6 separate regions of the Homo sapiens genome follow, and regions 1, 2, 3, 4 and 5 are each linked to region 6. A link is an interaction called in ENCODE POLR2A ChIA-PET data of the cell type or tissue named here. Cell type or tissue: MCF 10A. All regions are shown on one strand. Region 1 has its middle 8.3 kb from the start of IRF2BP2. Region 2 holds the start of LINC01348 (long intergenic non-protein coding RNA 1348). Region 3 has its middle 17 kb from the start of LINC03108. Region 4 holds the start of LINC01132 (long intergenic non-protein coding RNA 1132). Region 5 has its middle 10 kb from the start of LINC01348. Region 6 has its middle 21 kb from the start of TARBP1.

What was found. ChIA-PET counts read pairs that join two places held together with the same protein. Peaks named below come from ENCODE experiments on the same cell type or tissue, not always from the same donor. Only the 100,000 strongest peaks of a DNase experiment are listed, where the experiment ranks them.
Region 1: POLR2A ChIA-PET joins it to region 6 with 10 read pairs; 27 of 35 experiments call an interaction of 5 or more read pairs at or near these places.
Region 2: POLR2A ChIA-PET joins it to region 6 with 12 read pairs; 15 of 35 experiments call an interaction of 5 or more read pairs at or near these places.
Region 3: POLR2A ChIA-PET joins it to region 6 with 13 read pairs; 5 of 35 experiments call an interaction of 5 or more read pairs at or near these places.
Region 4: POLR2A ChIA-PET joins it to region 6 with 10 read pairs; 12 of 35 experiments call an interaction of 5 or more read pairs at or near these places.
Region 5: POLR2A ChIA-PET joins it to region 6 with 16 read pairs; 15 of 35 experiments call an interaction of 5 or more read pairs at or near these places.

What each region holds. Positions count from the first base shown.
Region 1 is chr1:234,616,478-234,620,477 of GRCh38, reverse strand. No RefSeq gene overlaps it. Among named protein-coding and RNA genes, the nearest start is that of IRF2BP2, 8.3 kb to the right of the region's middle. RefSeq lists an enhancer at 3,295-3,795. In MCF 10A, a CTCF peak has its summit at 3,169; DNase peaks (open chromatin) are centred at 1,887 and 2,987.
Region 2 is chr1:235,068,382-235,072,381 of GRCh38, reverse strand. It overlaps LINC01348 (long intergenic non-protein coding RNA 1348), which reads left to right and starts at 2,564. Exons shown (of 4, transcript NR_027454.2): 1 at 2,564-2,978; 2 at 3,880-4,000. In MCF 10A, no CTCF peak of the experiment used is centred here; DNase peaks (open chromatin) are centred at 2,071, 2,601 and 3,961.
Region 3 is chr1:234,995,763-234,999,762 of GRCh38, reverse strand. No RefSeq gene overlaps it. Among named protein-coding and RNA genes, the nearest start is that of LINC03108, 17 kb to the right of the region's middle. RefSeq lists an enhancer at 627-1,826. In MCF 10A, no CTCF peak of the experiment used is centred here; DNase peaks (open chromatin) are centred at 1,282 and 2,372.
Region 4 is chr1:234,722,713-234,726,712 of GRCh38, reverse strand. It overlaps LINC01132 (long intergenic non-protein coding RNA 1132), which reads right to left and starts at 2,671. Exons shown (of 3, transcript NR_038856.1): 1 at 2,631-2,671; 2 at 1,035-1,490. RefSeq lists enhancers at 74-637, 1,201-1,764, 1,765-2,327, 2,892-3,454. In MCF 10A, no CTCF peak of the experiment used is centred here; DNase peaks (open chromatin) are centred at 1,342, 2,382, 2,972 and 3,252.
Region 5 is chr1:235,077,991-235,081,990 of GRCh38, reverse strand. No RefSeq gene overlaps it. Among named protein-coding and RNA genes, the nearest start is that of LINC01348, 10 kb to the right of the region's middle. In MCF 10A, no CTCF peak of the experiment used is centred here; DNase peaks (open chromatin) are centred at 2,250 and 2,770.
Region 6 is chr1:234,497,690-234,501,689 of GRCh38, reverse strand. No RefSeq gene overlaps it. Among named protein-coding and RNA genes, the nearest start is that of TARBP1, 21 kb to the right of the region's middle. RefSeq lists enhancers at 1,639-1,728, 2,139-2,188, 2,229-2,278, 2,273-2,567. In MCF 10A, a CTCF peak has its summit at 2,443 (motif pointing left); DNase peaks (open chromatin) are centred at 29, 419, 1,269, 2,399 and 1 weaker place.

The sequences.
Region 1 (4,000 bases), 120 kb before region 6:
ACGGTCCACCCCACCAGCTGACTGCCTCTCCTCCCCACTACAGTTTCCCAGCTGTCTCCTGCCACCCTGCTTCCATTTGCTGTTGTGTATGCTCCAATTTTTTACCTTCACACGACGAAAACTTCAGGGGCAAAAATTATACCTATGATAATGTAAAGAGATCTTAGAACAACTGAGACTGGCAGTAAAAAATTCAAAATTTTGACATTCCTAGTTTGGGGAGACGAGTTAGATTCAGGGATAGCTATGAAATTGTGCTGTCTGAATTTGTAAAGTATTTTTCAAAGCAGATTAACAGGACACAGTATTATGAGGAAATCACACTGATTTTCACTTTCTTTCTCGCTTGTTGGTTTCCCTAAATGCTTAAATAAGAATATAATTACAATATTTCTAAACGATTGTGCAACTGCTCTGAAGCTTGACTATTTACCTCCCACCACTCAGAAGAATACAAGCGGTATATATCTGTTAGGTTACCCATTAAACGACTGTGACAGATCGTATTTCTGGTTAATTGTTAGTTCCTTATGACCTTAGACTTTGCCTGTGTATTTAATAACACCATCTGCTGTCTAGGGTAGCAATACCACCTTTTTACATGAGGATTACTGTTCTTACTTCGTAAACAAAAGTGCTCAATCTGAGGTGTTGAAACTGTACCACAGAATTATTTAAATTATACTACCTATGGAAAGCTTAAAGAAGAAAAAATTAACTTTCTTCTCTATGGTGGCTTTATTAGCTTCAAGTAAAATATCAGAATTTATACACCATAAGAAAAGTATTTTTAAAAGATTTACAAGTTTTATTATTGGTCTGCAAAATGAAATGTTTTAAAAGAACGTTGTCTCTGTTATACTTGTTTTGTTTATCTTCTTCTAGCCGAGTTTCTCATTGTATATGATCTCTGAGCAATTTCTCAATAAAACAGACAATTTTAAAAAATTCTCACAAAATTAAATCGAGATGAGACTTAAAATAAAATCATCACCCAATATCATGCCTGTTTTGAAGCATTCTGAGAATCCTACTGGTTCATAAAAAATATTACAACATCTACTAACACATGGTCTATAATAAGGCAAATGTAGACAGGGTTTGAAGTCAGCTACCTTTGTTTGGGTCTCACAGACAGTGGCGCCTGTTAAATGAACTCTCCGTGGTCACAGTGAGGTGGGTGGCAGGGGGCAGAGCATTTATGTTTAATTTAACCAGGCCCATGCTGTACAGTATACTAATTTAGTTCAATTCTCCAATCCATGAATCAGAACTTCCTAAAAACAGAAGGGCTCTATGTAGTAGGAGAACTGGCTTGCATGGAAGTTGTATCTCCTGCGTGAGGGGAAATAGCACCTTTCTGAGTCAGGAGGAGGGAACTCCACTCATTTATTCATTCATTTATTTGTTCCTTAAACCATTGCCAGCCTTCATCCAAAAAGAAGCAAAGGTGAATGAAATTGCTGTTTAATTTTACCAGGGAAATGACAGCTCCCTAATGGTGATAAGTTTTTCACAGGAGCGATACTTCTGAGAATCAAGAATGAGCACTGCAGAATAAAGCATTCCAGGTCAATGTGTGTCTGATTTTGAAGCCTCTGACTTCGGCTATAAACTGTGACGAGGCTCACAGAATTGACCGTGATACACCCAGCACTCGCATAATTCCTAACTTTATGCTAAAATATGGACACTTCAGAGTGGTTTGTTTTTATGTGTGTGTGTGTGTGTGTGTTTTTAAATCACTTGGAACCAAAAAGGTTGGCCTGAATACTCACCACATGAAAATAATCAAGAGGTCATTTGCCAACAGAAAACAACTTCAAAAGTACGGAATGTGGAATTCTGAGCCTAAACCGTTTGACAGTATCCCAAAAAGGCATGTCCTGACATGTTTTCAGTCTAAGAGGGTTTCAGCATTCCAGGCTTTTAAAAGAATGTCTCCTATTACAGGAGCTGCCTATCCTTTTCCACACTCTCAATTCAAGGAATCTGGAAGTCTAATTCTGGAACACCCATTTTAAAATATATTGAGTAATCTTTATATGAAAAGTAAAGTATACGGTGACTCCTTTTCTGGTGTTTGAAGAATAGTTGAAACAAATTCTTCACATAAGAAAAACACAGAATTTTTGAAAAACATAGAGTTTTTTACAACTTTATTAAGTTATCCCATAATCAGACCCGTATAAACAAAAGCCATAATGTAACACGAATGTAACATTTCACCATAGTTAACCAAGTCACAACAAATTTCAAAACATCAGAATTCTTTGAATTTACTCTCATAACATCCTTTATGAATTCAGTATATAGCCTGCAAAGAAGCCACACAGCCATTAAGTAGTAGAATTCTAGGTGAGAATCCAAAAACACCTCAAAGCAAGTTTCCATATCCTGCCGACCTACTCAGCCAAATGCCTGCCTGTGTATGAAACCGTTTTGTTTGTCTGTTTGCTTCTTCAACTGAGAGCCTCTTGAACAATCTGAATAGCCTGTGGATAGTATATTAAGTCTTTGCCCGTATATATATATGTATGCATATATGTATATATGTATATATACACGTATACACGTATATGTATGTGTATACGTGTATATATACGTATATTTACACATATACGTGTATATATACATACACACATATACATATAAAATTATATATAAACACACATACACACACATACATATATGAAATAAGGCAGTCTCTTGAGGAAAGAAAAATGCAAATATTTTCCATAAGCCCTGAGACATTGAAGTTGGGCTTATATTAATGCTGATACAGATGTTTTGCCCTGGCTAATTTAAACTAAGTATAGACCGTGGTTTAGAGTCTCCTAATCTGGGATTGAGCCCAAACCAAGCAGACACGATGTTCTCGATGATGTGATGCTCTGGTAGCCATTTAACCTCCTGACTTTATTTGGATGGCACAATGCCCCCAAATAATGGGCAGGCATTTACTGGTAGTTTTTCCGCATTGTTTTGTAATCCCATGTGGGTCAGAAGAATGTTGGGCTTGGGTTTGTCAAATTCCTGTGTATTCCCATCACCCCCACCCACCACGAGAGGTCAGAACAGAAATGACATCAAGGCCAGCACCGTCTCCTCCACTCAAGAAAAACTGGCCTAGGGTGTCCAGCTGACCTGCCTCAGGTCACATGCCAGGTGAATGAAGAGAAGCTACGGTCCCTCAGTGATCTCCTGCATAGATATTTACATGTATGCAAAAAAGAACCTATGAAGAAAATATAAATAGGAGGTAGCCCACCAGTGGGCTAAAGAAAGAACTGCAGTTTGGGAAACCTGAATTCTAACTGTCGTTTAACCACACATTTTCTTTGTTTTAAGACAGATTCCTTATTATCTTGGTGTCTCAGTTCATAAAGTGAACAGACACTGATGTTCTTAACTATTGTTAAGAATAATGAATTGGTCTGATAATGCAAAGATAGATAGATGGATAGGTAGATAGGTAGATAATTGAGAGGTAGGTAGACAGAATAAAAGCAGCCTGACAAATGTTTAAAATCCAGCTACCTGTTAAGTGCTAAAGAGAAGAGGCCTCAGGAAGTTCACATGTGTGCAGTTCCCAGGCATGTTTCAGAACCAGCTTCCTCACTCAGGAATTTGCTCGAAGGGCTGGGAGTCTTGCCACGAAGTACATCAAAGTTCATTTGTATTTGCATTTTAGCTGTCTGTGACAAGCTTTGTAGTAAACACACTACATTTAGGCAGTCACTTTGGGGAATCCATCAGTAGTCTCTTGCTAGGGCTCACATCTAGGCTGCCTACTGCATGTCTGTTTCCTTCTCCCCTGTATGAACTTCAGTTCTGAGTGTGATTCTTAATTTTCCCAGTGGTTTTGCACTCTGCCTCACAAAGAGGCATTACCATGTGGGCACAGAAATGGATGTGCCAATGCATACCGGAATTCACTCCAACTAATAAAGTACAGTCCTCAGTCAGTCTGCTCAACTTTCCTTCCTTGTGTAGGGAG
Region 2 (4,000 bases), 570 kb before region 6:
TCTGCACGAGCAGCTCCGCAAAGGGCAGAAGGACCCAGACCAGAGGACCAGCATTCCAGCGGGAGGAAACAACTGCGGAAAAGCCCTGAGAGGGGAATGAGGGTGGCCTGTCCAAAGCTTGGGGGAGGACGCTGCTCTTGGATGGTAGCAAGAGAGGATGTGAGGGTGGTGAGCAGGGGTGTGGTCCTGTAGGGAGGACCTTGTGGGTTGTGGGGCCGTGTGTGATTCTGGATGCTAGGGGAGGTGATACATAATTCAGGATTTCTTGGGAAGATGGTGCCCACTGTTTTTGTTTTTGTTTTTTTAAGACAGAGTCTCACTCTGTCACCCAGGCTGGAGTGCAGTAGCACGATCTCAGCTCACGGCAACCTCCGCCTCTTGGGTTCAAGCGATTCTCCTGCCTCAGCCTCCCGAGTAGCTGGGATTACAGGCATCTGAGTCCACTGTTGAACCCACCTACTGTATCTCATTGCAGGCTCAAATAATAGCCATTAATGCAATGTAGGTTCCAATCCCAAGTCTCCAAGCAATGATTTTGGGGCAGAGGTTGTACTATACATACACCTATAGATATTTCTTGGCATCTTATTACAATGCTTTGCAATGTGGCATGGGGTTTGTTTCTCAGATTTTACACAGGAAGTTTAGTTACTGATATATAGGTTGAGCATTCCAAACCAAAAACCCGAAATCCTCCAGAAATTGAAACTTTTTGAGCATCAGCCTGATGTTCAGAGGAAATGTTCATTGGAGCATTACGGATTTTGGATTTTTGGATTTGGGATGCTCAACTGATAAGCATATTATGCAAATATTCCAAAATCCAAAAAAATGCAAACTCCAAAACACTGTGATTCCCAAGCTGTTTATTATTTTTTGAGATGGAGTCTTGCACCGTTACCCAGGCTGGAGTGCAGTGGTGTGATCTCGACTCACTGCAACCGCCATCTCCTGGGTTCAAGTGATTCTTGTGCCTCAACCACCTGAGTAGCTGGGATTACAGATATGCGCCACTACGCCCGGCTAATTTTTGTATTTTTAGTAGAGACAGGGTTTTGCCCTGTTGCCCAGGCTGGTCTTGAACTCCTGGCCCCAAGTGATCCTCCTGCCTGGGCCTCCCAAATTGCTGGGATTACAGGCATGAGCCACTGTGCCTAGCCCCCTAGGTATTTAAATGAGAAGCATATTCAACCTGTACTAGAAACATTGTGTTATGTCTTTCCATGTCCCAGAAATGGATTCAGGGACATCATTTCTATTCCTCATAGAAATGAGCCATCTTTAGGTGTCTGGGCTTGGTGACTTATGCCTGTGATCCCAGCACTTTGGAAGGTTGAGGCAGGAGGATCCCTTGAGCCCAGCCATTTGAGACCAGCCTGGGCAGCACAGTAAGACCCCATCTCTACAAAAGATAAAATTATATCACTTCTCAGCCTTTTAGCTAAGATCAAGTACAAAAAATAAAATTATTAGCCAGGTGTGGTGGTATGCACCTGCAGTCCCAGCTCCTCAGGAGGCTGAGGTGGGAGGATCACCTGAGCCCAGGAGGTTGAGGCTTCAGTGAACCGTGATTGTGCCACTGCACTCCAGCCTGGGTGACAGAGCAAGACCCTGTCTCAAGAAACAAACAAACAAACAAACAAACAAACAAAAAACTCCTTGGGTAATGACCCAGCGGTCACCCATTGTGACCAGTTTTTCCATGGGACTGAACCACTGTCATTTGTCTGGTGCTTTATAACAGCTTACAAAATACTTCTGCAGCCACTTTCTCATTTGCTTTTCCCCAGTGCTCGTAGCGTTATTGGCGATGTATAGATGCAGAAGCTAAGAGAGGTTAAGTCATTTGCCCAAAGTTACGGAGCAAGGGGAGACCTGGACCTAAGCTCCAGTCCTTGGCCTTTGCTCTCAGACTTTCCCAAGTCCCTGCTGTGGGGCCTTTGGTGGCAGCGGGCCAAGGCAGTTCCGGGCACCTGGGCTGACTGTGTGACTGTGAGTTTGGTAAGCCGAGCCTGGCAGGTGTTTGCAATTCCCTGAGCTGGCTCCTGGGAATGCATTCTGTGCCATGCAGGGCCGTGTTGCAACGTGACTAATGGATGAGAAGGTTGAGGAGGAAAGCCATTACTTCACCAATGTGAATCAAGGTCATTCGTCACCTCGGGAAGCACACGGAGCTGCGACGTTCAGGAGGGAGGCACGCTGCTCCCAAGCCAAACCACGATGCAGCCTGGCACCAGTCCCATGCAGCAGGGAGAAGGGGAGTTTCTGGAAGCGAGGATGAGCTGGGCAGCCAGGCCCAGGGCCCTGGCCGTGCATGCATCAGCCCCTCCTGAGAAAAAGAGCTCAAGGACTACATGGGGTCTTACCCACGAGTGGGGCAACGGTGCAGTTTCCAGGAGGCGTTGGCAGGAGCTGACCGGCCACTGACGCTGGCCGGGGTCCCTAGGGGACAGGGACTGGAGGGTCAGCGGCCTCTGACCATCCAGCGTCATCTGAGGAAATCAGGCCAATCGTGAGCCACCAGAGTGTCCTCACCGAGACGGCCTCTCTCCCTAGTATAACAAGCCACATTTGCTGCCTTTCTGGGAGAGTTAGAAGCAAGCCACGTGGGTGACTTCTTTTCAAAGTTCTCTGCCTCAGAGGAGGAAGCCCCATGGGTGGAGGCCAGGCCCGAGGCCATCCTGCTCTGGGCCAGAGCGTGCCTGTGTCTGATGAGCGAGGACATGCCTCGTCTGGCTGAGCCTTCCATTTCACACCGGCAGCTCGAACCCCCCATCACGGCTTCCTTTTGGGCTCCCCTCCTCAGGGGACCGAGCTTGAAATGTGCTTGCCCTTCATCCCTAAGGCCTGCGTCCCTTCCTCAGAGAGGACTAAGCCCCTCTCCCAGTCTTGATGTTCTCCGAGGCCCTTCTTATTCACAGAACCTATCTGGCTTATTTATTCGCTTGCTTGCTTCTGATGTCTTCTCTTACTGAAAGGTAAGTTATGTGGGAGATGGAATCATGCCAGCTTTGGTTCACCATTACATCCTCCACACTTTTCTATTCTGATTTATTTATTTATTTTAGAGTCAGAGTCTTGCTCTGTCGCTCAGGCTGGAGTGCAGTGGCACAATCATAGCTCACTGCAGCCTCAAACTTCTGGACTTAAGTGATCCTCCTGCTTCAGCCTCCTGAGTAACTAAGACTACAGGTGTGCATCACCATGCTTGGCTAATTTAAAAAAATTGTTTTAATACAACAATTAGCTGGACGTGGTAGTGTGAACCTGCAGTGCCAGCCACTGTGGAGGCTGAGGTGGGAGGATCACTTGAGCCCAGGAGATTGAGTCTGCAATGAGCTGAGATCGTACCACTGCATTCCAGCCTGGCAACAGAGTAAGACCCTGTCTCAATTTTTTTTTTTGTAGACGTGGGGTCTCACTATATTGCCCAGGTTGGTCTTGAACTCCTGGACTCAAGGGATTCCTCTGCCTCAGCCTCTAGTGTCACTGGGATTACAGGTGTGAGCCACTGGACCTCGCTCCCCTGAAAAGTTTTTGTGGAGCCTGGCACCAGGGGAACCCAATATCTATCCTTTGAATGAATGAATAAATGCAAGGAAATAAATGAAGAGGAGGCGGGGGTCAGGAGGGGCATGTTTTATATGAGTAGATACCATGCAAAGGTCCTCCTGGGTGCCATCGCCAGTGCGGGGCAGCCTGCGAGCCCCTTGAGGGAGGTCTCCCTGACACACTGCCCACTCCTCCTGGGGCCGAGCAGGAGTCACATCCAAGGGCTGGGTCATTATCTGATAAATGAGTGGGTTGTGCGGATGAGTAAACAGGGACTGACCCAGAGGTCAGGTGTAACTCAGCCTCAGAAACTGCGTGTGTCAATAGGAATCGAAGGGCCAAGGAATGTGTTTTTCGTTGATGTCAACTTGCTGCAAAGGACCACACCTGCTTCTCGACCCAGGAACGTGGGAAAGGGAAAGGCTTGGCTTGTTTTGGTGGAGATGGA
Region 3 (4,000 bases), 500 kb before region 6:
CAGGCTCGGAGTCAGGAGGCCAGGCTCGGGCCCCAGGGCTGCTACATTATTAGTGCTGCTATTTGGCATGTGGCAAAGTGTTTCTCATCTCCAGAGACAGGGTTTCACCATGTTGGCCATGCTGGTCTCGAATCCCTGACGTCAAGTGATCCGCCCATCTCAGCCTGTCCACGTAACTGGCACTGTCCACATCATCGAGGTCTGGTGGGGCTCCAGTGAGAATGGTGCTTGTGAACTGAAGCTCATGGTGCTGGTGTCAGGGTTGGCTCTGCAGCGGGTTTCATCTGGTGGCTGTAGATTAAGGTTGAGTAGTACCAGGCTTGTCTGGAAATGGGAAAATCCAGATTTTCATAGATTTTTAGTACATTAGAGCTGGATGGAAACTTAGCAAATATTTACTCCAATTCCACCATTGGACAGATAAGGAAACTGAGTCTTAGAGAAGGGGAAGTCACTTGAAGGGTTGTGCTGGGTCATTTGAACAGCCCTGGGAGAGGCCCTGGAGAAACTCTACTCCGTAAGCGAGGCCACATACCAAGGTGACCTTTCCCTGCCAATGGAGAGTGTTGTTCACTCAAAAATAGAACTAAGCTGGGCGTGGTGGCTCACGCCTGTAACCCCAGCACTTTGGGAGGCTGAGGCGGGTGGATCACTTGAGGTCAGGAGTTCAAGACCAGCCTGGACAACATGGTGAAACCCGATCTCTACCAAAAATACAAAAATTAGCCTGGCGGTGCCTGTAGTCCCAACTACTTGGGAGGCTAAGGCAGGAGAATTGCTTGAACCCGGGAGGCAGAGGTTGCAGTGAGCCGAGATCACGCCACTGCACTCCAGCCTGGGCAAAAGAGCAAGACTTCATCTCAAAAACAAAAACAAAAACAAAAACAAAAACAAAACAAAAATAGAACTGATGATATGAAAGGCAGATGGCAGAGCTGAAAGATCCAACCCCTAGAGGAAGAACAGAGGCCCAAAGGAGAAGACCGGGGGTGGGATCCAGGCGGTGCTACTGTTACTATTTCTCATGGCAAGTCTCTTGACCTTATGACTACAGGTGAGCCTCCGCGACTCTTCCAACTCCCAGAGCAGCCTGAGGATCAAAGGTGCCTGTTAGTAGCCACTCCTTTAGGGCGGGCGGGGGCCAGGAAGAAGCCGTGACTCACAGGTACTGCCTGCTGGAGGGCTCTTTCTCTGCAGCAAATTGCTCTGGTGGAGAATTATAGGTGTGGAAGAGACTAACCTTAAAGGCTACAACTTTATAGGGTGTGAATAAAGGCTGACGCATGGTGCTTCCTAACAAAATAAGGGGAAGCTCCAGCTCCTGACCTCATCCAGAGAGGTCTTGACTTGTTCAGCGGGGCTTGGGTTGCTGGCGTTGCCTGGGATGCAGGCGGCACAATACCAGAGACCTAGGAGCAAATGAGAAACCCAGGCGCCAGGCCAGGAGAACAGGGCCTCGTCTTTCGGAAGATCTGGATACGTGCAGGCTCTGCACTTTCTTTGCTTTGAGACAACTGACTCCTGCAATTCCAATCACACAGGGACAACTGGGGAGGGACAGCTGTGTCCTTGCTATTTCAGGCATGTTGAGAACGTCCAGAAGGAAAATAATCTCTCATTCTCTCATGTTCCCCCACCCCAAAACATACACAAACCTATCGGGGCTGTGAGCCTCTCTGGCAAGATCTCTGGAGGTATCTGTACTCTGCCTTGTTTTATTGGCATTGATGACACGTCTTCCTGGCAAACCTGTATCATTCATTACAGCAGAACATAGGTTCTAGTGTCGTTACTGGAAGAAAATGATTCCTCCCTTCATTGCTCTAGTCTGCTGGACACAGTGTGGGGACTGATTGAAGAGACAGAAACCCCCGAGAAACAGGCCCCAGTTTCAGGCCAGAGCTGCAGGGTTGGGTCTCTCGGCTCATTGTGCAGGAGGAAGAGGAAGAGGGGGGAGAAGGCAGCCATCTGGTTTCCTTGGAAATCACACGGGAAGGTTAGAAGATGGGAGTCCAGGAGATGGAGTGTGGAAGTTTCTGCACCCAGTTCCGAAGCCCAGACTGTGAAGGGAATAGTTATGTTTCTTCTGGAAGCAGCCAGCACACAGTCCCAGAAGGAATCAGAACTGCTGTACAGATTTTTCCTGAAGGGGAGGACTGCCTGCCGCTAACGTCAGCAAGGAGAGACTACCTTGTTCCTCTGAAACCGAGTCAGCTTGCGGAGCTGAGTCAGAGGGAATGTTGTTGCTCACCCTGGAGCAGGGCCAGGATGTGAGGGCTGGACTTTGCTAAAAATAAGCCATTCATGTTTGGACATCATGCTCTGTCTCCTCGGATCCCTGGCATCTGGCGCTGTGCCATGTCCCGTGGCGCCCTGTGGTGTCCTGTGGGTTGAAGCCAGGGGCTGACTCAGGACCAGGATGTTCTCTGGACTCTTTTTCTGCTGGGTTGGGTGCAGCGGAGGCAATGCTTGGTGATGAGTTTTCGCCATCGCAGCTCTGGACCATGCCAAGGGCAGAGGCTGTAGTGGGAGACAGAGCTGGAAGAAGTTGCTGCTCAGGCGGGGGCCCACCCAAGGATGTCACTGGGGTCTGTTCCTCTGAGGGGCTGTCTTTCCTGGCCCTTTGTTGCCCCAACACCCCAGAAGCCAAGATATTTCCCTGACACAGCCCTTCCTAAAGCTGACACCTTTCACCAGCTATTAGGGAGTGGAGGAAGTGAGCAACTGTTTCTCCCAATAAAAAGAACTTTAAGGTGTACTCATTATTTAAAAATCAAACACAAAAAGAAAATATAAGGAAGAAAAAACACCGTCTATTATCTTCCTTCTCCCATAACTTTCTAGAGGAAAGATACATAGTTTTCAATGCACATTTTTGTATGCACGTTCAGGTGAATACATTTTGCTTTGATAAAAATGGGATTGTGTTAACATTTTCCAACTAATTTTCTTACTTTTTAAGAGATCATGGGCTTTTCGTAGCCATAATTACAGACTTACAGGATCGTTTAATAGCTTCATTTAGAGGAAGCATAATTTAACCTAGGCGTCGACAAACTTTTCCTGTAAATGGCCAGATAGTAAATATTTTTGGTTTTGTGGGTCAGATGGTCATTGCTGCAAACACTCAACTCTGTTATTGTAGCTCCAAATTGGTCAAAGACGTAAATGACCAGGTGTGGCTATGTTCCAATAAAACTTTATTCACAAAATAGGTCCTAGACTGGGTTTTGGCCCACTGGCCCACTTGCAGACCTGTGATTTAAACTGTCACCTACTGATGGGCATTTAAGAAGTTTCCAATGTTTTGCTATTAAAAACTGAGCCGAGATGGCGCCATTGCACTCCAGCCTGGGCGATAAAGCAAGACTCCGTCTCAAAACAACACAAAACAAAAAAACAGCACATAAATATGCCTTTGCGTGTATATGTATATGAGCAGGTGTATATTTGTATATATGCATATGTATACATACACACATAGTATATACATATATATGATTTATATATAAACAGGATTAATACACAGATATATGGTGTATATCTATGTGTGTGCGTATATATATACATATATACATATATATATACCTATATATACCCATATACCTATATACACATATATATACCTATATATACCCATATACCTATATATACACATATATACCTATATATACACATATACCTATATATACACATATACCTATATATACACATATACCTATATATACACATATACCTATATATACACGTATACCTATATATACATATACCTATATATACATATATCTCTATATATACATATATACCTATATATACATATATCTCTATATATACATATATACCTATATATACATATATCTCTATATATACATATATACCTATATATACATATATCTCTATATATACATATATACCTATATATACATATATCTCTATATATACATATATACCTATATATACATATATACCTATATATACATATATATACATATATATCTAT
Region 4 (4,000 bases), 230 kb before region 6:
TACACGAGCTGCCCCGCTTCCCCCTGAGAAAACAGCCTGTTCCTTCTTCAGCTTGCCCTTCTCCACTTACAGGCTATGAGAGAGAACACTGGAACTCTGAAAACAAGGCCCAGGGAGTCGGATTTCCACCCAGGTCGAGATAGGAAGGAAGGGCAGGCCCAGACATCCCCGCCAGAGGCTGCTTTTCCAGGCAGTACCTGGGAAGACAAGCTAAGCCAATGAGAGGCTGTTGGGTTAGGCTCAGACATGCTGTGCCCCAGTGGACACCAAGCCGCCGAACTCAGTGTTGCTTCTAGAAGGTCACCAGGGGCTGGGAATGAAGGACGGGGATGTGGCTCAACCAGGCCCTGACCTGAGCATCAGCTCCAAAGTCAGTAGCCCTCTCTCACTCTGGGTAGCTGCTCCAGCAGACTCTAGGAGGCTGCTCCTGTGTCTGATGTGAGAGATCCACTTGCCCTTGGTTTTGAGTCGCAGGTTAAGGAAAGGGGACAACCGCCATATCAAGTTCTACTTCCAAACCTGAGCCTCTTCTGAAGAAACTGAAGTTCGTTTTTGGATCAATTCTGCCCAGCAACAAGTTTTTATTTGTACTGCCTCAACAACCTGAGGCAAAAGTGTGCCCCTGTCTGGCCTCCAGCTCCCAGTATCCCCTGGCTCTGCCAACCTCTGGGGACCCCAAGCCTGTGGGTCCTGTTTGTATGGGAACTGGTACACGTTTCTCCCCTCCTCTGCTCCTTTCAGCTCTCCTCGGCCATGTCCTCAGCACAGGTGTCAGCCAGGGTGTGTGGGGCCCGGGGAGGCAGGGAAGGACTGGGCATTCCAGCCAGCAAGGGCGGGAATGGGTCTGCTTCGCAACATCCCCAAAGGAGGTCAACCAAGTCCCCTTGCCCTCACTCCAGTAGGGCCCTCTTTGCTTTAACTTAGTGCATACCCAACTCTGAGCTGGGAATGCCTCCTGAGAAAGGCAGCCAAGGCCTGTGATAACAGCAGGGAGGAGCATGAGGAGGGATTTCTGGGGTCCATCTCTTACTCACCCATGTTTCCCTCCACGACCTTGACCCTCCTGGTGGCTCTGTCCTCTCCCTGGACATGGGACACAATCATGTACACTCTGGAAAGGCCAAGGAGGGCTGTTCAGAGGGCCAGCTGTGGTCCATCTGAAGGTGACAATTTGCCAATTTGTTTTACAGGAAGGCTGCCATGGGCCTCACAATAGCAGTCCCTGCTTCCGCCTTTCTGTCATCTTCCAACTAAAGAGGCCAGGAAATGGCCGAGTCAGCTCCTGCTGCAGCACCTCCTAGAATCAGAAAAGGCCTTTCCGAGAATCTTGCTGAACCCTGAGGGTGAGGAGTGTCAGATTTTGCAGCGGGGGGAAGCTGGCAGTGGAGCCTCCACTTCTAAGTAACCTTTGCTTCGGAAACCTGCCAACTCTCTGCCTGGAGACTTGCCTTTGATCACGACTTGTCACCTTTCAGGAGATGTTCCACTTTCTAAGCAGGTGAAAAATGAACCTGATTAAAAATAGGGAACTGGACTCTTCACAGAGTCCCCCTGTAAAGCCAAACTACTGGCTACACCTCCAAGGGGGAAAAGGGAACATCCCTGTCCCTCAGGTCCCAGGGCTCCGTGGGACCCAGGACCCCCGAACAGCCTGCAACCCTACGACGACGGCCTGGCCATGCTCCAGCAGCAGGCAGAGGCTTGGGCCACAGCCACGTACTGGCTCCTGCTCGCTGGGTTCACCTTGGTGACCAGAGGGCACTGTGACCGCCCATTCTCCTCCCTCCCTTCCTCCTCCCCTCAGTGCTTTATGGACCTGAGTTTCTGGAGCTTTCTCAAAACCGTGGACACGTTCCCAGTGGAAATCATGACATTTTCCGTTTCACATTACGCACTCCACAATGCCCCAGGAAGGGAGAGAGAGAGGGAAGGAAAATAGGGCCTGGGAGCCAGCCCCTCTCTGTCTGCAGCCAGGGCTGCTCGCTGCTCTGTTTATCCTGGAGTCACCTCCCTCCCGAACTTGACAGCCAGTGCCCCAGTGTTTTCTTCTGCAGTCAAAGGCCCCGATGAATAGGTGAACTGCCTTTTCTATCTGCTCATGTGGCACATCTGGATAAAGGCGTGCCTCTCTACTTTGTTGTGTTTTTTTAAAACTTTACTTTCCACTGCCATGGTAACTGCTGCATGTTTGGCAGAGGGAAAGAGGAAAAAAAAAAAAAGCTCGGAGAGAAGAAAAGGAGCTCTCAGCGCGGGGCTGGCGGCCGTCCAGGGTAATCATGCCGCAGAGCTGAAATGAGGCCTCTGGCGGGCAGCCAAGTTACAAAGAACAAAGCTGTCAGTTCCTAATGTTGGCGGCAATGCTTGTTTGGCACCCTTATATGGTTTCCCAGAACTCCCTGCCTTGGCCGCCTTCCATTCCCTTCAGGGCAGCAAACAGGATTAGCACAGCTCCGAGTTGTTTTTCTCCTCTCTCCTCCAACTGTTCCAATGACATCATCCCTGCTGCATTCATTTGCCAGCAGGGTGGTTTTTTTCTCTCTCTCTCCACCTCCCTCCTCCCTTCCTCCCTCCCTCTCCCTCCATTTCTCTCTCTCTCTCTCTCTCACACACACATCTCTACTCCCACTCACTTCCTGTAGCCTCCCCCTCGCCTCTGACTTTCTTTAAATGCAATGTTTTAGGTCATTCTTCTTGTCCAGCTTCTCTGTTAAATTAAAAACACCCTAGTGCTTGTACATTTAGCTGAATCAAGCCAGACGCTGTATTTTATTTTTATAACTGAATTCCTGTGAGATAAAAATCTCATTTTCCTTAGTAGGCTGTAATCAGCACTCACAGGGATGTGGTTTCCAACTGCCCCAGCTCGTGCTTCCTTATGAAGCTCCGCTGAGAAATGAACTTGGCTCCTGTTCAGGTTTAAAGGGCCCGAGGCCGGTCACACATTGCTCACTCATACACACACACACACACACACACACACACACACACACACAGAGGATGTGCACACAAAGACCATTATACATGTATGCACACACACATGGACACACGTTCTTGTCCAGGGAAGCCCCTACGGTTCCACACACGAAGAGCAAAAAAGTATTCCCTGAGACAGACAGACACACAATCAGTACCCAGTGTCATTCTTCCCCTTTCCAGGAGGAAAATAGGTGAATAAGTCAAGCTGAAAGCTGCTTCCGAAAAGACTGTTTTAAACTAGCAGGCAGGCCAGCGTTATGCAACTCATGGCTAGGTTCATTAAAGGAATCGAGGTTTGCCGACTGCACAAATGTTCCCCTGCCTGCCTCCGCCCCAGCCCCTCCACCCCACCCTGCTCTGATTCATGAACTAGTTTTCAGATTCATGAATCACTCGGGAGCCAGCAAGAGAAAAATGAGTAGTATTGATCTCATTTCAATTGAAATGGGCTCATTAAGGCCATGCTGGCTGTGGACGGCCTTGCACGACAAGACGCTGGCCGGCGTCCGAGGTCTGCAGGCGGGCGCCCGAGCCTGCGGGTGGGACAGGACTCCTTGGGTGAAGCCTCCGCGGAGGGTGCCCCTTCTTATTATTATTAAATGGACACAATATGATCTACTGGTACAAGGGACTCTGGCTGCACTCCGCAGCCCTCGTTGGGCAGGCCGGTTTTCTTCTTTTTGTGTGGCCCGTTTATTTTGTTATTTTTTTTCACAGTTAATGGAATCTCAGTGCAGTTTCGCTCCTGGATTTCTGGTGACTCTTAAGGACTACCTGAAGTAGGAATTCACCTTCTGAAACAACTGGCATATCTTGGGGTTTGTTTGTTTTAACGCAAACAAGGAGCTTTTTACTCTTCTCCCTCCAGACCTCTGCCTTGCCACCCTCCTTGTACCGTCTTCAGCGAGAAGGACTAGGGGCTAGGAACCATCTAGACTTGGAGTAATCTAATTTATGTGGGGAAAATTTCTCCACCAACTGGATGGCTGCCTTCACGTGGACACCGGTTTTATAAAACCACTCT
Region 5 (4,000 bases), 580 kb before region 6:
ACCTGCCTCAGCCTCCCGAGTAGCTGGGATTACAGGCGTGCGCCACCATGCCCAGCTAATTTTTGTATTTTAGTAGAGATGGGGTTTTACCATGTTGGCCAGGCTGGTCTCCAACTCCTGACCTCAAGCAGTCCATCCACCTTGGCCTCCCAAAGTGCTGGGATTACAGGCATGAGCTACTGCGCCCAGCCCCTTTTTTTTTTTTTTCAAAATTTATTGTGTATACTTAAGGTATACAATGTGATGTTATGAGGTACATGTACATATAGTAAAACAGTTACCAGAGTGGAGCAAATGAACATAGCCGTCATCTCTCATAGGTACGTATTTTTCCCCTGTGGTAAGAGCAGCTACAATCAACTATAATCTACTCATTTAGCAAAGATGTTGGATACAGTACACTGTTAACTAAGTGTGTCTTCATATTGTACATCAGATCTTTCCACTTGTTCATCCTGCATAGTTGCTGCTTTGTGTCCTTCCGCATTCACCTCCCCATTTCCTCTGCCTCACCCCCAATACTGGTAACAACTGTCTTATTCTCCATCTCTGTGTATTTGGCTTTTTTTAAAAAAAAGATTCCACCTGTAAGCAAGGCTGTGCAGTATTTGTCTTTCTGTGTCTGGCTTATTTCACTCAGCATAATACCCTTCCTATCCTCCCTCCATGTTCATTCTTGTTGTGGATCTCCTTTTTTTTTTTTTTTGAGACAGAGACTTGCTCTGTCACCCAGGCTGGAGTGCAATGGCACAATCTTGGGTCACTGCAACCTCTGCCTCCTGGGTTCAAGAGATTCTTGTACCTCAGCCTCCCGAGTAGCTGGGATTATAGGCATGCGCCACCACGCCTGGCTATTTTTTGTATTTTTAGTAGAAATGGGGTTTCACCATGTTGCCCAGGATGGTCTTGAACTCCTGGCCTCAAGCGATCTGCCTGCCTAGACCTCCCAAACTGCTGGGATTGCAGGTGTGAGCCACCACACCCACTCTTCCTTGCTTTCCTTGCCTGCTTGCCTGCCTTCCTCTTCCTTCCTTCCTTCTTTCCTTCCCTTTCTTTCTTTCTTTCTTCTTTCCTTCCTTCCTTCCCTCCCTCCCTCCTTTTTCTTTCTTTTCTTTCTTTCTCTCTCTCTCTCTCTCTCTCCCTCTCCCTCTCCCTCTCTCTCTCTCTCTCTCTCTCTCTCTCTTTCTTTCTTTTTTTCGCTCTTGTTGCCCAGGCTAGAGTACAATGGTGCCATCTCGGCTCACTGCAACTTCCGCCTCCCGGGTTCAAGCGATTCTCCTGCCTCAGCCTTCCTGAGTAGCTGGAATTACAGGCATGCACCACCATGTCTGGCTAATTTTGTATTTTTAGTAGAGACAGGGTTTCTCCATATTGGTCAGGCTGGTCTCGAACTCCCAACCTCAGGTGATCCGCCCACCTCGGCCTCCCAAAGTGCTGGGATTACAGGCATAAGCCACCGCACCCAGCCTCTTTCTTTCTTTCTTTTCTTTCTTTCTTTTTCTTTCTTTCTTTCTTTCTTCTTTCTTTCTCTTTTTCTCTCTCTTTCTTTTCCTGCCTGCCTGCCTCCCTTCCCTTCTCTTTCCTTCCTTTCTCTCTTTCTTCATTCTTTCTTTCCCCATTCCTGTTGAGTGCACACATTTTCTTTACTCATTTGTCCATAATGGACATCTAGGTTGCTTCCCTATCTTGCCTGTTGTGAACACGGGAGTGCAGCTACCTCTCCTAGGTGGTGATTTTCTCTCTTTTGGGTATATAACCAAAAGGAAGATTGCTGGATCATGTGGTAGTTCTATTTTTAATTTATTTAGGTGGTTCCCAGTTCTTGCTGCCACTTCCTTTTCCTTGGAGAGATGAGTAGGAGACAGGCTGAGGATACCCATGAGCTGTTTAAGAAGAGAGCCCCGCTGCCCACAGCTTGCATCCTAAATCTCAGGCCCCACAGCTCTATGCCCTACTTACCTCCCCTGGCTCCCCTTCCTCCAGAGGAAGGAGAAAATGGGAGGGCTTTGCTATGAGAAAAGCATTTTCCCCAAACAATTACCAGGAAATACTGTCTCGATTGCTATTCCTGACATGTGCTGCCCTCTTGGCAGAGTTACTGGAAGGCTTATTACACCTTGCAAATGCTGATGGGGCACAGTTCCCAGAGTTGGAAAGGCTCACCCAGCGCAGGCCGCCAAGGCCTCTTGGTTTCCTCCCACAGGTGCCAGGTGTGTGCTCCACACCCCTCTGTTGGCCAACCTTGACCTTGAGCAGAGGCCCCGGCCAGCTCTCCCAGCCTGCTTGCAGGTGGGAGGCCATTCTCTGCTGACTCAGGCCCAGACTGGGGCAGGTGCATGCCTTCAACCCCGTGAGTAATACCGGCTTCTCATCTTCAAAGGGCCTTCCCAAGATTAACCAATTAGTCACCCCCAGGAGAGCTACAAAGCAGGTTATTATTGTCTTTATTAAGCCCATGGTGGAGGAGGGAAGTAAGTGGAGTCCCTATCCCAGGTCAGTGAGAAAACTGGCAGATGAGTGTGTGGATTTGGGCACAGGAGATGACAGCCACTCGGATTTCTCAGGGTGTTGGGGTGGGGGACGAACCAAAGGCAGGTAAAGTAGAGGCTGGAGCTTCTCACTGGTCGGGGTGGGAGAGACCACAGGGAGTATGTGGGGAAGGACTGAGAGGCTTAGGCTGATGGAAAAGGGCATCTTACTGAAACCAGAGCCAGTGGATGAAGAGACAGTTTGGCCTCAACTGACCCACAGAGGCCTCTGCCCTATGTTCTAAAGGATTCAGAAAACCGCTGATTGTGCTTGAGTCACTCTGCCTCTCTGAGACACCCAGATATTTGTGAAATGAGCCTTGGAACACTTTCCTTTTTGTATCTGTTTGAGGACTTTGATGGACTAAAAATGATCACAACACACGTCATTCAAGCACGTTTCAAATAAAAAGTGTACTATGAAAGCTTAGAAGGGAAGAGGTGGACATTGTTCTGGTTCACTCTGAGCCACAGGTGTGTCTCCTTCAGGTGCACGATGCAGAAAGTTAGAGGGTTTTAAAAGGTAAATCCAAGTCCTGGTGACAGAGTGAGAACCGATGCACCTTCTGGAAGCCAGACAGCAGAGTGAGCCTTCAGTCAGTCCTGTCTGCAGCTGCTTTTTATAAACTTGGCATAAATATGTGCTTGGGAACACCAGGACAGTGTGTCTGGAATATATTTCTACCATTAGAAAACACACACATACATCACACATAACACACATGCACATAACACACATACATACAACACACACATACACGCACACATAGCACACACAAACACAACAAACACAACATGCATGAACACACACAACACACATACACACAACACACACATACACATATGACACACATATGCACATACTCATACACACATAACACACAAGCACACACATAACATACACATACACACATAGCACACACATAACATACATACACACCACACGTAACAGACATGCACATAACGCACACCATACACACACACATAACACACAAACACAACACACACAACACATATGCACACACACAACACACACATACAACACACACAACACACATACTCATACACACATAACACATATGCACACACATAACATATAACATGCAACCATAGCACATACATAACCTACACACACATACACACAACACACACATACACATATAACACACATACACACATACTCATACACATAACACACAAGCACACACATAACATACACATACACGCATAGCACACAACACATTCCTACACACATACACACATACACATATGCACATACACATAACACACACATATACACATGCACACATGCTCAGAAACAACAGAAATCATGCATGGTACTGAGTGGCTTCACTTGTGTTTTTTCCTGTTTTGCTGCCAATTTTAGAAGGCCGTAAGTCATAGTTGTTGTTAAACTTTGTCAGTTAAAATGTAACACTAAGAACAAAGTCATCTGAGCTGCTGTAGTCAGA
Region 6 (4,000 bases):
CATTGGTGGGGGTCGACGCATGACAGAAACCTGGCTCCATTTGCTTGAAAGGTTCACAAACCATAGTGAATTTTTTTTTGTTTGGTTTTGTTTTGTTTGGCTCTGTCGCCAGCCTGGAATACAGTGGCGCAATCTCGGCTCACTGCAACCTCTGCCTCCTGGGTTCAAGCGATTCTGTTGCCTCAGCCTCCCAAGTAGCTGGGACTACAGGCGCGTGCCACCTCGCCCAGCTAATTTTTGTAGTTTTAGTAGAGACGGGGTTTCACCATGTTGGCCAGGATGGTTTCCATCTCTTGACCTCATGATCCGCCCACCTTGGTCTCCCAAAGTGCTGTGATTACAGGCGTGAGTCACCATGCCCGGCCCCCATAGTGAACTTCTTGTGATCCAAGGCCAAGTTTCCAGTATGTAATGAAAACTGAAACCTGGTTTTGAGTTTCCAAATTCACACAGAGCCAGTCATGACGGAAGATGTGTGAGGTAGCAAGGGTGAGCAGCACCACGGCACAACCAAGACACTCAGCACTTGGTTCTATTTCTAGCTCTGCCACCTCCTTGCTATGTGGCCCGAGGCTGGTCACCTGCTCTCACTTAGTTACCTTTCCCTAGTATTGGGGGAGAGCAGAGCTTTTTGCCTTATCATTCCAGGACCTGAGGATGTGTATGCTGAAACAGTGGCATTTCTCTGAATCTCTTTGAATTACAGTGCACATATCTTCAGGATATCAGAGACATCCCATCCATACCAGCACGTGCCTTCTTTTCCTAGTCATTTTTCTTCAACTATTCCCGTTTGAGCTGGGCTAAGAGAACAACAGTCTGGACTCATTCCTTAGGTGCATTGTTGGCCTTCTCACAGACTTAAATATATACATCTGTCCCACTTTTAGAGAAAATAGGAACAAAATCTATTACATGTATTTTAGGCCCTCTATCTGAATTCTGAAGTCTTTCTCTGACTTCTTTTTCAGCTTCAGCTTTTGATTTCAGGCACATTCACACTTGTTTAGCTTTCAACTTACAGAGAATGCTGGAAAAGAGATTCATGCATTATTTAGAGCATTCGTCTAAATGCCCTCCCAGATCCCTTCTAACTCCATGAGGTCCCATGAGTCTGTGAAATGCATGGGCAAAGGAAGAGGAACTGAGGCTTTGAAATCAGATATACCTAGTTCCAATTCCTAGTTCTCAAGTTTACTAGTTGTGTGACTTTGGGTGAGCTGCTTAACCTCATAGGAGCCTAGAGTCCTCATCTAAAAACCTGGGCCAGTGCCAACTACCAAGCCATGACTGTGAGGATTAAATGAGACATCACTTCCATAAAAACACGGAACAGAGTGTGAGGCATACAGCAGGTGCCAAGGTAGATATTAGATCCTGCTTTTCATTATTGGTGCAAGTTTCTGATGGGTCAAACATGCAGGCTGTTGTATATTTGAATATTGCTTCAGTCTTCACTTCCACGGTTTTATTTCAAAAAGAGAAAGAAGGAAGGAAATAAACAGAAACTGTCAGAGGCCCTTCGGAAATCATCACTCATCCATTGAAATGTGCTTTCCATTCAAAAACTACCTTATTAATTATTCATTGCTTTTGGAACTGAAAATGAGAACAGAGCTTAAGACCCAGAGTTGGACAAGAACAGTGTTCCAACTGCTTGATTTCTGTCATTTCCTGGTTTCTACGCAGTACCTCCCAAAATCTGAGATTTGCAGTTTTGGGAGTCGAGAGAACTTTAGGCTTGATGATCAGTCAGGTTTAGTCAGGTTTAGCCAATGCCCTGGAATGACTGTTCTCTTTACTTTCATTTCCACTCCCGGCACCGCATTTCTGGGGGATTATTTCACTGCATGGGTGGCCCGAGTCCCTTGGCCTTCAGCCTTATGGCTCATTCCACCGCTCTGGGCAAGCCATAACCACCCGAACATGCAAGTCTTTCTTTTGTGCCCCAGTGGCATGAGTAACATCATTAACTCTTCAGGGCCGAGGTTTGGGATTAGGTAAAAATCTTACATCCCCCCGTGTTTGCAGTCAGAACACCAGAGTAACAACAGGGTGTTTGCGGGGCTTGTTTTCACGCCAGAAATGAGGTTGCCCTAACACACAATCCTTAAGATGTTTTTTCCCTAACGATTGTCTTCACCAGGATCGTGGGTTACAAAATGGAAGCTCAGTGCTTCCTGCTTCGAGTTCCAGTAGAACAAACATGCAAGAGACTCCTCGGCTTGGAAACTCTTCAAACCAGGGAAGGGCTGCTGATGTGTCCCCAGGAGGGGAAGGGCAGGAGGAGCACAGTTGTGCAGGGGGGTGTTTCACATGCTTCTCTAAAGAAGAGCTTCCTAAAGTGTAAAAAGGCTGGGGAAAGACACATTTCCCAAGGCCTGGGGCCAGTGCGGGGACAAACGCGAGGCTGGCGCACGTGCATTGCGGGTTCCGCGCGCCATCTGGTGGCTTCGGGCTGACATTGGGCGCACCATCCGGGCTTTTACCCCATTGACAGACCTCATAGAAGGAACCCATTGCGGGCGATAAAGTTCTGCTGGAAGTGATCACCAGGGCCCCCAAAGGAAGACACCGAGGGCCAGATGTTCCGAATTCCACTCCTTATTCTACAACTGGATACTGAAAGCCTCAGGTTCTCTTTGACAAGGGGGCACTGATCCTTCCTTCAGGACCAGCCTTCCTATCACACAGCAACATAAGCACTCGGCTCTGGGCAGTGTGGCCCCTCTGTGCCTTGCTTTCCACATCATGACGCCACATGACGGGCCACAGGAGTCTTCCCTTCGCCCCTACCTGGAACGCGTGTATTCCCTTCCAGCCTTGTGAATCCCACAGTTCTCAAGGCTCAGTCCACAGGCATCTTTATATCCTTAGAATATTTGCCTCATATTTTGTTCATACTAGTGTTTCCAAAGTGTGTTCCAAGAATGATGGTGTTATTAATCAGAATTGTATCTCTTTTTGAAAAGGCATTCAAAGTTTGGGAAAGTCAGGGTTACGCAAAGGTTAAACAGACCTGATTGCAGGATATCTCAGGAGCATGACACATACTGAGAATGTAGTGGATTTCTAAGAAGGAACTACAGTTTGCTATAGTTTCTAAACTTGTTTGACATCAAAACCTTCCTCCTATCTCCACCTTTGAAATGTATCTTGCAAATATTGCATCTAATAAAACAATTTTAAGGAAAAATAGCATCCTGTTCACTTGACCCAAGATTATGTAGCTGTCTTTTTAAAACTGGAAGACATCTGCATTCGTTTGCTAGGGCTATTATATTGCCTCACGGTTGTGGATGCTGAAGATCCAAGGCCAATGTGTTGGCAGGGTTGGTTTCTTCTGAGGCCCCTCTCCTTGGCTTATAGATGGTCGTCTTCTCTCTGTGTTACCACATGGTCTTCCCTCTGTGCCTATCTGTGTCCTAGTTGCCTTCTCTTTTCTTCATTGTTTCTTCTTCTTCTCCTTCTTCTTTTTTTTTTTTTTTTTTTTGAGATGGGGGTCTCACTATGTTGCCCAGGCTGGTCTCAAACTCCTGAGCTCAAGTGATCCTTCTGCCTCAGCCTCCCAAAGTGCTGAGATTACAGGAATGAGCCACTGTGCCCAGTCCTAATTTTCTCTTCTTATAAGGACATCGGTCATATTGGGTTAGGACCCACCAACATGACCTCATTTTACCTTAATCACCCTTTTAATGTCCCTATGTCCAACTACAGTTACATTCAGAGGTACTAGGGGTTAGGACTTTAACAAAGGAATTTTGGGGAGCCACAATTCAGCCCGTAACAACATCTTATTGTTGCATCTGTAGGGTAAAATGTATGCTTCAATGGAAAATTATGCATTGTTTAGAGCAGGGTTGGCAAACTACAACCAGTGAGCCAGATCCAGCTGGCCACCTGTGTTTGTAAATAAAGTTTATTGGCACACAGCAGCATTCACCCTTCACATATTGTCTAAGATTACTTGCATGTTCACTGACAGTTGAGTATCTGTACA